Linked DNA regions of Homo sapiens: region 1 is linked to region 2. A link is a contact called in ENCODE POLR2A ChIA-PET data. All regions are on one chromosome and are shown on one strand. The core of a region is the stretch at or near the end of the contact, and the rest is flanking DNA. Distances in the headings are between cores, read along the strand shown. Region 1 overlaps DDX42 (DEAD-box helicase 42). Region 2 overlaps DCAF7 (DDB1 and CUL4 associated factor 7).

Region 1 (3,116 bases), core at 348-2,847, 210 kb before region 2:
CAAAGTCCAAACTTTGCTACACTACCAGGAATTACCACTTACGCATTTTCTTCATCAAAGTTGGCCCGCTTAGATCCAATTTTGTAGAAAGAAGGAAGCTGTGGTGGAGCTGACTTTCCAAATCCAGAAGAAGAGCTGGTTGCCCCAAAGGCACTGTGGGACTGCTGTGGGAGTTTGGGTTCCTCCTTTTTCCCAGCACTGATGGCAAAACCTCCAAAGCCAAATCCTCGCTTAGTGCCAGGACCACCTTTATTCCAGTTCATGGTGCCAATGACTGACCTGTTAGGAATAAGATACACAAATATAAATTAAACTTAAAAAAGTGTATAGCCCCAAGGGCCGGGCGCGGTGGGTCACGCCTGTAATCCCAGCACTTTGGGAGGCCAAGGCAGGTGGACCATGAGGTCAGGAGTTCAAGACCAGCCTGGCCAATATGGTGAAAACCCTTCTCTACTAAAAATACAAAAATTGGCCGGGCGTGGTGGCACATGCCTGTGGTCCCAGCTACTTGGGAGGCTGAGGCATAAGAATCACTTGAATCTGAGAGGCGGAGGTTGCAGTGAGCTGAGATCGTGCCACTGCACTCCAGCCTGGGCGACACAGCGAGACTCCGTCTCAAAAACAAAAAAGAAGTATATAGCCCCACTGAGTTGTATGTCTCTTCCAACCTCCACCTAAAATTTTATTTTAAATTTTAGCTTCTCAATTAAAACTATAACACTGTAGTCAGGAGAGTGGCCCAGGCCAGTAATGCCAACTACTTGGGAGGCTTAGGCAGGAAGACTACTTGAACCCAGGAGTTCCAGATTACACTGAGCTATGATCACGCCACTGCACTCAAGCCTGGGTGACAGAGATTGTCTCTTTTTACATTAAAAAAGAAAAGACAAGAAAAGAAAATCCATCTCATTAAGAGATTCATTTCCAGCCCAGCTATTCAGGAGGCTGAGGCAGGTAAACTGCTTGAGCCCAGGAGTTCAAGGTTACAGTGTGCTATGATCCTGCCTGTGAATAGCCACTGTATTCCAGCCTGGGCAACATAGTGAAATCCTGTCTCTTAAAAAAACAAAAACAAAACCCACAAAAGTTGACATTGTATTTCAGATACACACCATGCTAGCCTCAACAAATGATTATATTTTCTAAAACACTGAAGAAATTGTTTTAATTTTATTGGGATCTCAGTATAAACCAGAATGCAGTATTTAATATCATCCCCTCCAAAAGGATTTGCCTGCTAATTAACATCTTATTAAGCTGACAAAAATACTCATAAAAAGAAATATTTTGGGGAATCTGATATGTGCAAGGCCACTGGAGATATGAAAAGACTAAATATCTTCATCCTTATATGAAAGACTGAGCTGCTATCAGCCAAGACTCTCCGAAAACTAGAGGTTATCCTCTGGTAATGACATCTGGAAGAATCAAAGAATCAAAACTTAAAAGATCAGTTGTTTGTAGACAGTATCTATGTATTCATGTCTGCAGGAAAGGTACTATGAACCATGTATTTATTGAACAACTGCCCAATAGAAACACTATCCAGGAAGAAACTATGATTCACTGACATGTTGCCTGAAGTATTCAGTTAGCCTGTGGTTAAGAGTTACAAAGAAATTTCTTGTGCATTCATAAAATCAATTTACAAACAATACCTTACATTAGTCTTGGCTCCAAAAACCTTTTCTTTCTTTTTTTTTTTTTTTTAAGGAACAGGGTCTTGTGATGTTGTCCAGGCTGGTCTCAAACTTCTAGCCTCAAGAGACCCCCCCCTCTCACATCTGCCTCCCTAAGTGCTGGGATTACAGGCATGAGCCACTGCACCTGGCCCAAAAAAAATTTTTTTGTTTTTTGTTTTTTGAGACAGAGCCTTGATCTGTCACCCAGGCTGGAGTGCAGTGGCCCAATCTCGGCTTGCTGCAACCTCTGTCGCCTGGGTTCAAGTGATTCTCATGCCTCAGCCTCCTGGGTAGCTGGGATTACAAGTGTGCACCACCACATCCAGCTAATATTTTGTATTTTTAGTAGAGATGGGCTGGTCTGGAACTCCTGGCCTCAAGTGATCCACCCACCTCAGCCTCCCAAAGTGCTGGGATTACAGGCATGAGCCCCTGCACCTGGCCCCCCAAAACCCTTTTTAATGATACAACTTACCTAAGTTTTACAGAAAAGCAGAAAGCAAAAAAGAACAAAATTTAAAACTACCTGAAATTTCCTCTCCCAGATATGTAGTTTTGTTCTATTTTTTGCTACTTGTATGCATATGTGTATATACACACAAATTAAAAATTGAAACCATACTGTACATATTGTCTTAGTGATTTCTTCACCTAATGATATACTGTGATATTGTTTAATGTCAATAGATATCTATTTCTTCACTACTTGACAGTATAATACTGGTAACACAATGTTGCAAAACACATCATTATAGCTACATCTTTGTGCATACCTTCAATTATTTCCTTAGGAACAAGTTTTAAAATGCAACTGCTCAAAGGAAAATGCATTCTGAGTTAAAAAAAAAAATCTTTTTTTAAGACAAGTTCTTGCTGTCACCCAGGCTGCATTACAGTGGTCTGATTGCAGCTCACTGCAGCCATGAACTCCTGGGCTCAAGTGATCCTCCCACCTCAGCCTCCTGAGTAGCTGGAACTACAAACATGAGCCACCATGCCTGGGTTTTTATTTTAATTTTTTGTGGTCTCACTATGTTGCCTAGGCTGGTCTCGAAATCCTGGCCTCAACCAGTCCTCCCACCTCAGTCTCCCAAAGTGCTGGAATTAACAGACATGACTCACACCACCTTGCCTGGCCTAAAAATTTTAACTACTACTTACATTTATGAAAAAGTATCCATTACACATTGAGTAAAATAAGGGCATAAAACAAGGTGGGTAGTATGATTTAATTTATGTAAAAACCATGAGTTATATATACAGAGACAGCTGACAGGCTGTTTATCAAAATGTTAACAGCAGCTATTTGATTTTTATTTTGTTTACCATTAGTAAGAAAAATTAAAATGTTTACTTTAATTTTAATTTCCACTAGCTTTGAAGCCAGGGTGGAAAAAAATTCCAAAAACTGTTTATTATAGTAACATTGTCGAA
Region 2 (2,859 bases), core at 242-2,741:
CCTGCAGTTCAAATACTTAAGAGTAGTTCCCATTTTCTGGGTTGGACCTAACAGACAACAGCAGGCTAAGTTGTCATATAACTAAAATGTAGCCGCTTGTTCAACTTGATGCCAAGAGGGTTTCCAGAAGTTCCTTACTGGTCCTCTCTGTGGGACAAACTCTTCATTTGACCCCTGGTTTAGCAGCAGTCAACTCTAGAAGTCTTGTAACAGGGCTTACCTTCAGGAGTACAGAAAGCCAAAGACAACCCCTTACTAAGAATGATAACCTGGGTCACATCTTCCTATGCTGTTGACAACCTCAAGTTTCTGACCTAAGATCAAGGCATTCCTTTTATCTGTATAGATATTAATACCCCTAGCTGTGCAGGGTAAGGTAGAAAAGAACAGGAAATAGTACCCACAGGAGATGAGAGTACCAGGAGCATGCAATGGCTGTAGGAGGAAAAGACTTATGGGGATTTTCCAAAATCACTGAGAAGAATGCTTTGATTAAAATGCAATTGGCCGGGCGCAGTGGCTCACGCCTGTAATCCCAGCACTTTGGGAGGCCAAGGTGGGTGGATCACCTGAGGTCAGGAGAGTTCGAGACAATCCTGGCCAACATGGTGAAACCCTGTCTCTGCTAAAAAATACAAAAATTAGCCAGGGGTGGTTGCGGGCACCTGTAATCTCAGCTACTCCGGAAGCTGAGGCAGGAGAATTGCTTGAACCCAGAAGGCAGAGGATGCAGTGAGCCCAGATTGCGCCATTGCACTCCAGCCTGGGCAACAAGAGGAAAACTTTGTCTCAAAAAAAAAAAAAAAAAAAAAAAAAAAAGCAATCACAAATAGCTCTTCTCAGTTTTCCCAATAAACACAGAAGCATCGCCATCAAAATAAAATATATTCCATTGCCTCCACTGCCAACAGTAATGAAAGTATAAAGATTAAGTGAACATACTAGGATTTGGTAAAACATTTATAGAGAAAAATGAATAATTACGTTTGTCTCTCAGAAAATTTTTTCTCTTCCTGTCTCCCTTCTTTCCTCCCCAAATCTAATCTGTTTCAAGATAAGTATTACTCTAAAGTTATTTTTTAATCACATCAGTTCCCAGCTCCTCTATAAGAGACTTTGTTATTTAAAAAAAGCAACCTCTGGCATGAAAAGAACAATGACAGACCGTAGAATAGGTCATTTACATTAGCCAAAAAAAAGCATTAGTTTACAATAGTGTTGTTTTCCCGTTTTTGATACATTACTATTGTCAATTTAGACAAGAAGATGTTATGTTATGATTTTCTACATAAATTGCAGAACAATGAGAGAACAAGCTGACCTCTTCCTGTGCGGAAGGCACAGGAAGCATTTGAGGAAAGACGAAATGGAAAAGCATCTTACCTCTTTGTCATGGGCGATCAGCTGGGTCTTCACGTGGCCAGACACGAGATTCACTCGCCCTAACACCTGCCCTGTCTCCAGCCCCCAGATGGTGCATGTCGTATCAATGCTTGAGGTACCTGCAAACAACCAGTGCAAGTCAGGGCTGACGGGACCAAGGTTCTCATGCAAGCTTCCCTCTTGTGTTTACTCATCTGCTCAGCCCAGGGAGCAGCATACCATAAAGACTACAGAAAACAAGGTGGGGGCTACCGGCAGAGCCACCGAGGCAGTCAAGTCTTCAGTCCTCACCGTAGGACCTTAGATTCTAACTGGAGAGACAAGATCTATACACACGGAAAGCTCACCCACACAAAGGAATTAATAAATAACCACATTCCACGCCTAGCCTACTTCCCACTGAGCCTTGTTCTAGGATGTATGGCCCAGTGTGACATCTGAGAAAATTTATTTTGGCTTCTTCCAGCTGAAATACATACTCCCTAACTCCCTTACCTAAAAGATAAGGATCCACCTCATTCCAGTCAAAGGAGGTCAGGGGAGCACAGAAATCAGAGTTCTTATTATTGTTTAGCAAACACTCCAGCCTGGTCTCTGTTTCACCAACCTGAAGGAACAAGAATTTTAAAAAAAATCAGCCAGTCTTATCCTCATAAAAAGTCTTTTAAAAAATCCCTGTTTAGAAAATATCTTAGCAAACATAAGACATGAGGGGAAAACATTTTTATCAAAAACAGTAATAAACCCAGGACTCCCTGAATGCTACTTTTTCCCATACTTTCTCCTCTGCCCAGCTTTGTTTTCTACATTTTCATCCCTGCACCTTCCTAGAGGAGAGGTCTTCTCACTTTGCCCAGCCTGGAACCTCTGCACAGGTGTACTAAGGCCACGCCCATGCTACAGAGGACGCTGCTGCTGATGAGCTCAGCTGAGGGTGGAGGGAAGCCTCCAAGATCCACTCACACACTTTATCAGAATCAATGGCCTGGTATTTCATTTAGTTTACTCAAAAATACCTTGGCTGCAAACAGAATATGAGTTCCCAAGTATTCCCACCTCCACTGAAGGCCGTCATCATCACCTCGGGTTGACTGAGCTGACTGCAGCCAGCAGCCAGACTTCATGGAATCTTGACTTGATATACTAGAAAATCTGCTGAGCCAAACGAGGCCAGTCCATTTAAGCTTCGCTTGCTTCTCCTGTGCTGCAATGACACTCGCTGCCTCTGACCCCTGTCTGTTCTGTGACTTTTCACTGCTAACAGCTGAGGCTGAGAAAGCCCACTTGTCTGGCTGCTAATAAAGCATCCGCTTACCCTCCACACACGGAGATAGTCACCGCTTGTTGCCAGTAGGTCTGGATAGACGCCTTTTGTGTCAGGGATCCACATGAGCTTTGTGGTGGGGTATGGGTGGTCAAAGGTGTTTCTGCAAATAAACTCTGAACTCTCCTCATCTAAACCAACAAGCTGAACCT

Evidence for each region. ChIA-PET counts read pairs that join two places held with the same protein, here RNA polymerase II (POLR2A).
Region 1: POLR2A ChIA-PET joins it to region 2 with 18 read pairs in OCI-LY7. The contact joins two enhancer-like sites. POLR2A ChIA-PET finds 5 or more read pairs at or near these places in 4 of 52 experiments (OCI-LY7, PC-9, Panc1 and 1 more).

Annotation. Positions count from the first base shown.
Region 1 is chr17:63,784,197-63,787,312 of GRCh38, reverse strand. It overlaps DDX42 (DEAD-box helicase 42), which reads right to left. Exons shown (of 18, transcript NM_203499.3): 2 at 43-279. The coding sequence starts at 263. Among named protein-coding and RNA genes, the nearest start is that of DDX42, 12 kb to the right of the region's middle. Within about 2 kb of position 1,597, at least 3 of the 41 ENCODE cell types and tissues checked have a DNase peak (open chromatin) inside an H3K27ac peak, as active enhancers do.
Region 2 is chr17:63,578,468-63,581,326 of GRCh38, reverse strand. DCAF7 (DDB1 and CUL4 associated factor 7) reads right to left here. Exons shown (of 7, transcript NM_005828.5): 2 at 2,699-2,857; 3 at 1,879-1,990; 4 at 1,384-1,502. Among named protein-coding and RNA genes, the nearest start is that of TACO1, 21 kb to the left of the region's middle. Within about 2 kb of position 1,491, at least 2 of the 41 ENCODE cell types and tissues checked have a DNase peak (open chromatin) inside an H3K27ac peak, as active enhancers do.